Regions from separate parts of the Homo sapiens genome. Here regions 1 and 2 are each linked to region 3. The links are chromatin loops, found by intact Hi-C in ENCODE. Cell type or tissue: GM12878. All regions are shown on one strand.

Region 1 (2,500 bases), 370 kb after region 3:
GGACGTACCATATTCCATTATTTCAAGTCCTAATGGCACATGATCCTACTTATTGATACATCATCACAGTTTATTAATACAGAAATAGGAGTAGATATGTAGATCTCTTTTTATTTAATGTTAACACTATAGTTCACTACCTAAGTAAATAATTTGGCATTTAAAATCTTAAAGGAAAAAATTTCATGTGTTCATTTACAAAAATATGAAATATCTTCCTTTTAACCTGCTGAACAAATTGCTTATTTAATTTATGTAATCATTTAAGGCACATTTTAACAAAATCCTCAGCTATGTCCATACATAAATGCATTAATGTACATTCAACATTACCAGAGTCCTGACCCCTTAAAAGTTTTATCTTAAAGAAAAAATAATAAAACAATTTTTAACATTAACTCTGGGGCAGTTTTGTTTTTTTTTTTTACAATGTACTATAAATGACTGTCTCAAATCTATTAACCCGTCCTGAGAAGGAGCTCTGCCTATCTTGTTCATTATAATATCTGCAATCCCAGGCCAAGAGTCAGTACTCGTTTAATTTCTGTGGAGTGAATAAATTAATGAATTAACATCTAATTTATAGTCAACTTCTTATGATGTTCTTGTTAAATCTTCCACAAACTTTATCTCATGTCAAAGATACAAATAAGAACAAAAATACCTGATGTTTATTTTATAATTACTTTTTTCACAGTTTAGAAGTTACTTAGTGAAATACTGAAATAAATGGCCTGACAATTGTATCAACAATACCATTTAAAAATCAATTAGGGGTCCTGATTCCAGTAAGATGAAATAAGACCAGACTCTCTTTATCTCATGCTAATTCAACTAAAAAACCTGGCTAGAGACTTATCTGAAAACTCTGAAAAGTTAACACTAGTAGACAGATGAGGGAAGAATACCAATGTTGAGTTTAACATTTATTTTCCTCCACTACCTCTGAAGCCAGAAACCCAGAACTGAGCACTATGTGGTGTGAGTGAGGTCCAGGAGAAATTTTCTGAACACTTACAGTGCAGACAGAGAAAGAGTAGGAGAAATCTCCAGGTTATTTTGTTTCCCCCTCTCCTCTTCCTCATTTTTCTATGCCCCAAACCCTGAACAGTCCCATGGCAGCTAAAATAAAAGAAGACAGAAATGAGAGACTGCAGGAGTCAAAACTCTGAGGGAGGTCGACCTACCTTTCAGAGAAGCAGCAATGCCAAAAGGGCAGCACCAAACCCTGTAGAATTTTTTCCCTATGTCCCTGTCTTCCCACCATGTAGCCTTGGTGGCATCTTATCACCAGTGCTAAATGGTGTGAGGATGTCGTAAAACTGCAGAAAGAAACAATTTCTTTTTTGAAGAACAACAATAACAAAAAAAACAGCCCCAAGGGAAGTAGAAAGTACTTAGGGAAGGGAGACCAGGAAAGCAACTACATAAAGTTGTTTTGAACTTTTACTCACCCTGGATCTGCCCATTTATGGATTTGATACTAATTAGCATATCAAATATTTAAAGGCCTTAGCTAAGAACAGATCTACAAGCTGGTCCCAGAGTGACCACTAGAGGGTACACATTCATGACAGATCCAAATTGCACACCAAAGTCTTGTAAAATAGAGCCAAGGTTAGAACCACACAATCCACAGAAGGCCAAAACAAAAATATCAATATTTTCCACAGGATCTAAATAAGACTCAGAGTCTTATAAAGTAATACAGGATACAAATTCACATGGGATAAGACAATTGATTGAGCCTAATACTGAAATGATGCAGATGTTGGAAAACAGTTTGGCGGGTTTTTATAATGTTAAGTATACATTTATCATATGAGCCAGCAATTGTACATCTGGGTATTTATAGAGAAATGAAAACTTATGTTCATACCAAAACTTATATACAAATATTAACAGTAGATTTATTTGTGACAGCCAAAAGCTGGAAGCAACCCAAATGTCTTTCAATGGGTTAGTAGATAAACAAACTATGGTATATATGTACAATGGAATACTATCTACCATAAAAATGAATAAATTATTGACATACACAACTTGGATATATCTCAGAGACTCTACTCTGAGAGAAGCTGGTCATACTTTCTGATTCTATTTATTTGACATTCTTAAAAACACAAACTATAGTGATGTAAAACAGATCTGTGATAGGCAGGGTAGAGTGATGATGTGACTATTAAGAAAGATCACAAAGGGTTTTTTACTGTATTATTATTATTTTTAAAAATTAAATTTTAAAAAAATAAAAATTCAATTAGGGCATCATGAACACTCATTATACATAAGTAAACTGTCAAGGAATTCAAGTTACTTTAATTAATATAATCAACTATATAATAAAAGTCTTAGTGGACTATTTCTAAATTATCTAAATTTACATTTTTTTCATAATTGGCAACACTTTCCACAGTTGCTAACATATGAATTATTCTACATCAAATTTCTGACAATATATAACAAAATGGTGAAGACATATCACTATCAAATTATCATT
Region 2 (2,500 bases), 490 kb after region 3:
ATTAAATATAAATCTGCATATAAGAATCACAAGATATGTGAAGAAAGCTTGCATCATAAATAGCACAGATTAAACTAAACGCAGTAACAAACAAAAAGGATTTGGGAATAAACAATGCAAGAAACAGAATAGTCTTTAAAAAACCACACTGTGATTTTATTAGATGGAGACTGACAAATTGTGTACTTGACATAAGAACAGGGTATTATTACAAACAGGCATTGGAGGAAGAATTCTTGGAATTTAAAAATGTAAATGAAACATAAACTGTATTAGAAGGTTTGAAAACAAAGGTAGGGAAAAGAAACTACCAAGAAGTAGGACAAAAGGCAGACAATAGGAAAGAAAAGTTAAGAAAATTGGGGGGGAAATTGAGAAACTCTAACATCCAAACAGAAATTCCAGAAAAACAAAACAAGAAAAAAGAAGGGAGGGGCTGATCAAGTAAATAATATATGAAAATTTTCCAAAAATGAAAGACAATGGCCGGGCATGGTGGCCCATGAGTGTAATCCTAGCACTCTGGGAGACCAAGGCAGGAGGATCACTTGAGCCCAGGAGTTCGAGACCCTTGGCAACATAGTGAGACCCTGTCTCTACAAAAAAATTATAAAATTAGGTGTGGTGGTGCGTGTTTGTAGTTCCAGTTACATGGGAGGCTAAGGAGAGAGGATTGCTTGAGACTGGGAGGTCAAGGCTATAGTGACCATCTCGTACCACGGCACTGCAACCTGGTGACAGGGCAAGACCCTGCCTCAAAAAGAAGAAGAAGAAAAAAAAAGACAAGTTTCCAGATTGAAAGGCACTAACAAGTGCAGGCTTGACCAGCAGCTTGATTCCATTCAGACTAATTGTAAAAACAGGCACTTACTCTAGGCATCAACATGAGTGACCCAGCCCTTCCAAATGGCAGTTCATAGCTTATGTCTCCATGGAGGGGTGTCTCTGTAATCTACTATTACTACCCAAGTGAAGTAACTGGCAAGAGCCCAACACTCAGGAAAAAGATATCATAACTTAATCCTTAGGAATACTGTCTAAGGTAGGAGTTAGAAAACTTGTTTTCTGAAAAGAGCAGATAGTAAATAGTTTTGGCTTTGCAAGCCCCATACAGTCTCAAGTGTGTATTCTTTTTCCCCCAATGCTTTAAAAAATGTAAAAATCCTCCCAAGCTAAGAGCAATAGAAAAACAGATTGTAGCCAAATTTGGCACACAGACTGAAGTCTCTCAACCCCTGGTCCAAGAAAATGGCTTTTAATTCAGCCCATTGTGCTGGATCAGCCCTTACCAGTTAATCTTTTAGACTGTCCTTGGAGCTGGAGGGTGGCTGCCACCCAGTGGACACCATTAGCTTTTCACTTAAGCTATCAGAGAACCAGACCCAACCGTTTATTTAATAGAGTAAACTTTGTACATGAAATCAGCCCAAGGGCTTTACCCACAAGGTCAATTTAACATCATATCCCTTGGTAAACTTTCCTCAAATCTAGCAGTTGAATTCAGATACAGATCCTATACTAAAACACGGACCAAGGTGTCTCACAGGCACATGTCAAGGGCTATAGTAATTTAGTTCTTCTTATTACAGAGGAAATAAAGATATTTGAGTCTGCCAGTAAACATGTCTTATGCCATATTAATGAACTGTACTAAGAGAAAACATGTTTCCAGAAATTATGAAATGGTACATTCATAAATTTGACAATCTACAGAGTGTTGGTATGTGACAGCTTACAATGGCCACAAAATGCCTGTAATATCTCCAGGCTGAAAATCTGGGGAGCAGAGAGTACTGGGAGTGGAAAAGGACGATAAGGACATGAGGAGCACTGTGTAGACTTTTTCTCTCCTTTGGCTGCTCGCTCCAGGGTTGGTGTCCAAACCCTGCAGTTGTTTCCTCCCTCATGTAGCTTCTGATATTTGGAAAGCAACCTCGCTCAAGGAGGTGAAATATTACGGTAGCTCTTCCCCTTCATCTTCAGCCCTTTTGGCAAGCCCTGGGTTCAGCTTTCCCTTCCCACATGGGACCAAGGATGGTGATCTGGTAACCCGTATCCAATAAAGCCATGAAAGTTCAGGTCCCTCCTCTTCTTTAAAATTTCTCCAGGGCACTTAGTTTTCTCCTTGAGGCAGCTGATGTCAGGGTAAAGGGGGGATGGCAGGATGAGAGGACACAAACTGAGAAAGTGGCACATACACCAATAAGCATGACTTTGCTTTTTTTTTTTTTTTTTTTTTGAAACAGAGTCTCACTCCAACACACAGGCTGGAGCACAGTGGCACAATCTCAGCTTATTGCAACCTCCATCTCCTGGGTTCAAGTGATTCTCGTGCCTCAGCATCCCAAGTAACTGGGACTACAGGTGCACATCACCACACCCAGCCAATTTTTGTATTTTTAGTAGGCTTTGTATTTGCTTTCAGCTTTGAGCAGCCAGTCACATGATCAAGCAAACTAACTTCCAAGGTTGCTGGCTGATATGGTTTGGCTGTGTCCCC
Region 3 (2,500 bases):
ATAATTGGCTGCCTTGCCTACAAACTATTTCCTTCTGAGAAATAAAACAGAAACATCAACTTGCAAAACTATACCATTATTTGCATAACAGCTAAACTGTACCAAACCAGGACATGTAACTTGAAATAAATTGTTTTTAACACAAGCTTGTTCAGATCCATATACTTTAAGATAAGATCATGGACAACTTGTTTTAACAGTAGTTCCACATGGATTCATATGCTCTGAAGATAAGACTGACTGTGATCCACCAATTCACCTATTTTACAAATTCCGACCAATCTCTGCTCGGACTTTGCTTAATAACTTCTACCTTAAAACTATCCCATGGCCAACCCTAGTCCTCAAAATCCTATAAATACCCTCATAAAAATCTTATGACTTCCCAGTTGTGAAACACCACTGAGACTCTGTTGAAGGGTAGCAGAATATACTACCCCAAAATATGCCAGCATAACAAATATTTTTTAGCCGAAGGCACTTGAGAAGAAAAATATAAGAAACGCTCTCTGCTTTTCTCCTGTTTGCCTAAAAGTAGGACATAAATTAAGAAAGGTAACTCCCCCCGCGACCCCTGGAGGGATGAATCTTTTTTTTTTTTTGAGACGGAGTCTCGCTCTGTCGCCCTGGCTGTAGTGAGTGCAGTGATGCGATCTCGGCTCACTGCAAGCTCCGCCTCCCGGGTTCACGCCATTCTCCTGCCTCAGCCTCCCGAGTAGCTGGGATTACAGGCCCTCGCCACCACACCCGGCTAATTTTTTTGTATTTTTAGTAGAGTAGGGGTTTCACCGTGTGTTAGCCAAGATGGTCTCAATTTCCTGACCTTGTGATCCACCCGCCTAGGCTTCCCAAAGTGCTTGAATTACAGGCGTGAGCCACCGCGCCTGGCCCGAGGGATAAATCTTTGGACACTTATCAGCCTGCAGATGGCGCCAGAGGAATTTATATATCAAACTTTATTAACTAGCCTTTAATCTATCATTAGTTTCCCATATATTTGCCTTCCCACAAATTGCCGGCCCTAGAGACTCAAGGTCCTTTGTCTCATCACTTCTCTAAGAATGTACTGTTCTTTGCTGAAGATGCTATTTAAGCCAGACTTCTCAGCCATCACTTTAGGAGTTACTAATTTTCCCTTGGGTATGTCCCATATATACACGAGGTATACATGTTAACTAACTTCTCTTTTTTTCTTGTTAATCTATCGTTTATAGAGGTCCCAGGTAAGAACTCACAAGGGTAGAGGAAAAATTATTTTTCCCTCCCCAACATTGTCAAGGTGATGTTTTCTTTTTCTCAGAAACTTTAATATAACCATTTTGTATGATCAACAGGTTTCCCTGGTGGTCTTTGTATTAGGATTTTGGTATTATGAAAATCCTACCAAGACTTAGGCAGGAACTCTTGCCACCAGTTATATTATTGGTTATACTGTATTTCAGTGAGGTCTCTTCTGCCTTTTTGCTTGGGCAGATTCCTTGTCTATGATGCTTAGATTAACTCCAGCCCTTGTTTTGAGGTCTGATCGTTTTTTTGCTGAACTCCCAAAGACAGCTGATATTGTTTTTGTTATAAGGTTTCCAGAATTGTTTGGTTATCTGATTGGATTTATACTAATTTTTGTTTTTCTTAGTAAAGATTTGAAACTGGCCATCCTATCTGTCAGTTGGCCACATTGTTGTGTGCCTATAAGAACTTTTCTTAGTTTTGTCTATGAGAAACTGGCTTTGGGAGAGATTTCCTCTCTACCCATTCTAGCTTGTTAGGTTTCAGGGTTAGCTGCCAGGGGTTCAACCTTTACTGTTGAGGACTTTAGGTACAATATTTAAGTGCTATTTTTCCCTTTTGAATGACCAGTAGCTAATGAATTCATGGGTTCATTTAATAATAAACTTGCACTATCTCCAGGCATAACTCTGGCTTCTGTTTTCTCTTTCACACATTTATCTTTCTAAAAAGCATAATTTCATCAAGGACAACCTGGAATTGCAGTGGTCATTTTGAAGTACTTTTGATATGACTACAATTATTCACTTGAAAGTACTTTTAAAGACTTAATTAATCCTATAGTCTTGATGGAATTATCAAGTGCCCAAGATACTATTTGAACTGGTTGTAATGACTTCCTTTCTTTCTCATGTATTGAAATGGGTTTGCTTGCATTTAAGGCTTTCCCACTCTTTGCAAAGAGAAGGTGATTTGACTTTTATAGTGGTCAGTAACTCTTTACATATTTGTGGTAATCATCTCACTTTCTTTCTCTGTCTTCTAGAAAACTTAATCTATTAATTGATCAAAACTCAATTCTTGTTATTATGGATACACCCAGATAGTTCAGATACATAGGTCTAACACAAAAAGAGGGAGAAAAGTCAATGAGCTCTCATGAAGAATGTTCCTGTTGCAAATAGCTTTTAACACAACTCTGGGGAAAAAAAGGTTTAACTGATCGTTAAGCTAATTGCCTGGCTTACTAGGTTACAAGATAAGAAGGGAAGAG

Evidence for each region. A loop is a pair of places that touch in the nucleus more often than their neighbours do. Peaks named below come from ENCODE experiments on the same cell type or tissue, not always from the same donor. Only the 100,000 strongest peaks of a DNase experiment are listed, where the experiment ranks them.
Region 1: a loop joins it to region 3, with 2.3 times the contacts of the local background. A loop is called at or near these places in 4 of 110 quality-filtered maps.
Region 2: a loop joins it to region 3, with 11 times the contacts of the local background. A loop is called at or near these places in 23 of 110 quality-filtered maps.

What each region holds. Positions count from the first base shown.
Region 1 is chr14:66,745,538-66,748,037 of GRCh38, reverse strand. The region is part of intron 2 of GPHN (gephyrin); the gene reads right to left. It overlaps LOC124903332 (a long non-coding RNA gene), which reads right to left. Exons shown (of 2, transcript XR_007064219.1): 2 at 1-2,500. Among named protein-coding and RNA genes, the nearest start is that of GPHN, 240 kb to the right of the region's middle. In GM12878, a CTCF peak has its summit at 1,546 (motif pointing right); no DNase peak of the experiment used is centred here.
Region 2 is chr14:66,623,357-66,625,856 of GRCh38, reverse strand. All of the region lies in intron 1 of GPHN (gephyrin), which reads right to left. Among named protein-coding and RNA genes, the nearest start is that of GPHN, 120 kb to the right of the region's middle. In GM12878, a CTCF peak has its summit at 1,332 (motif pointing left); a DNase peak (open chromatin) is centred at 1,326.
Region 3 is chr14:67,116,834-67,119,333 of GRCh38, reverse strand. All of the region lies in intron 16 of GPHN (gephyrin), which reads right to left. All of the region lies in intron 2 of LOC105370538 (a long non-coding RNA gene), which reads left to right. Among named protein-coding and RNA genes, the nearest start is that of GARIN2, 71 kb to the left of the region's middle. In GM12878, no CTCF peak of the experiment used is centred here; a DNase peak (open chromatin) is centred at 1,148.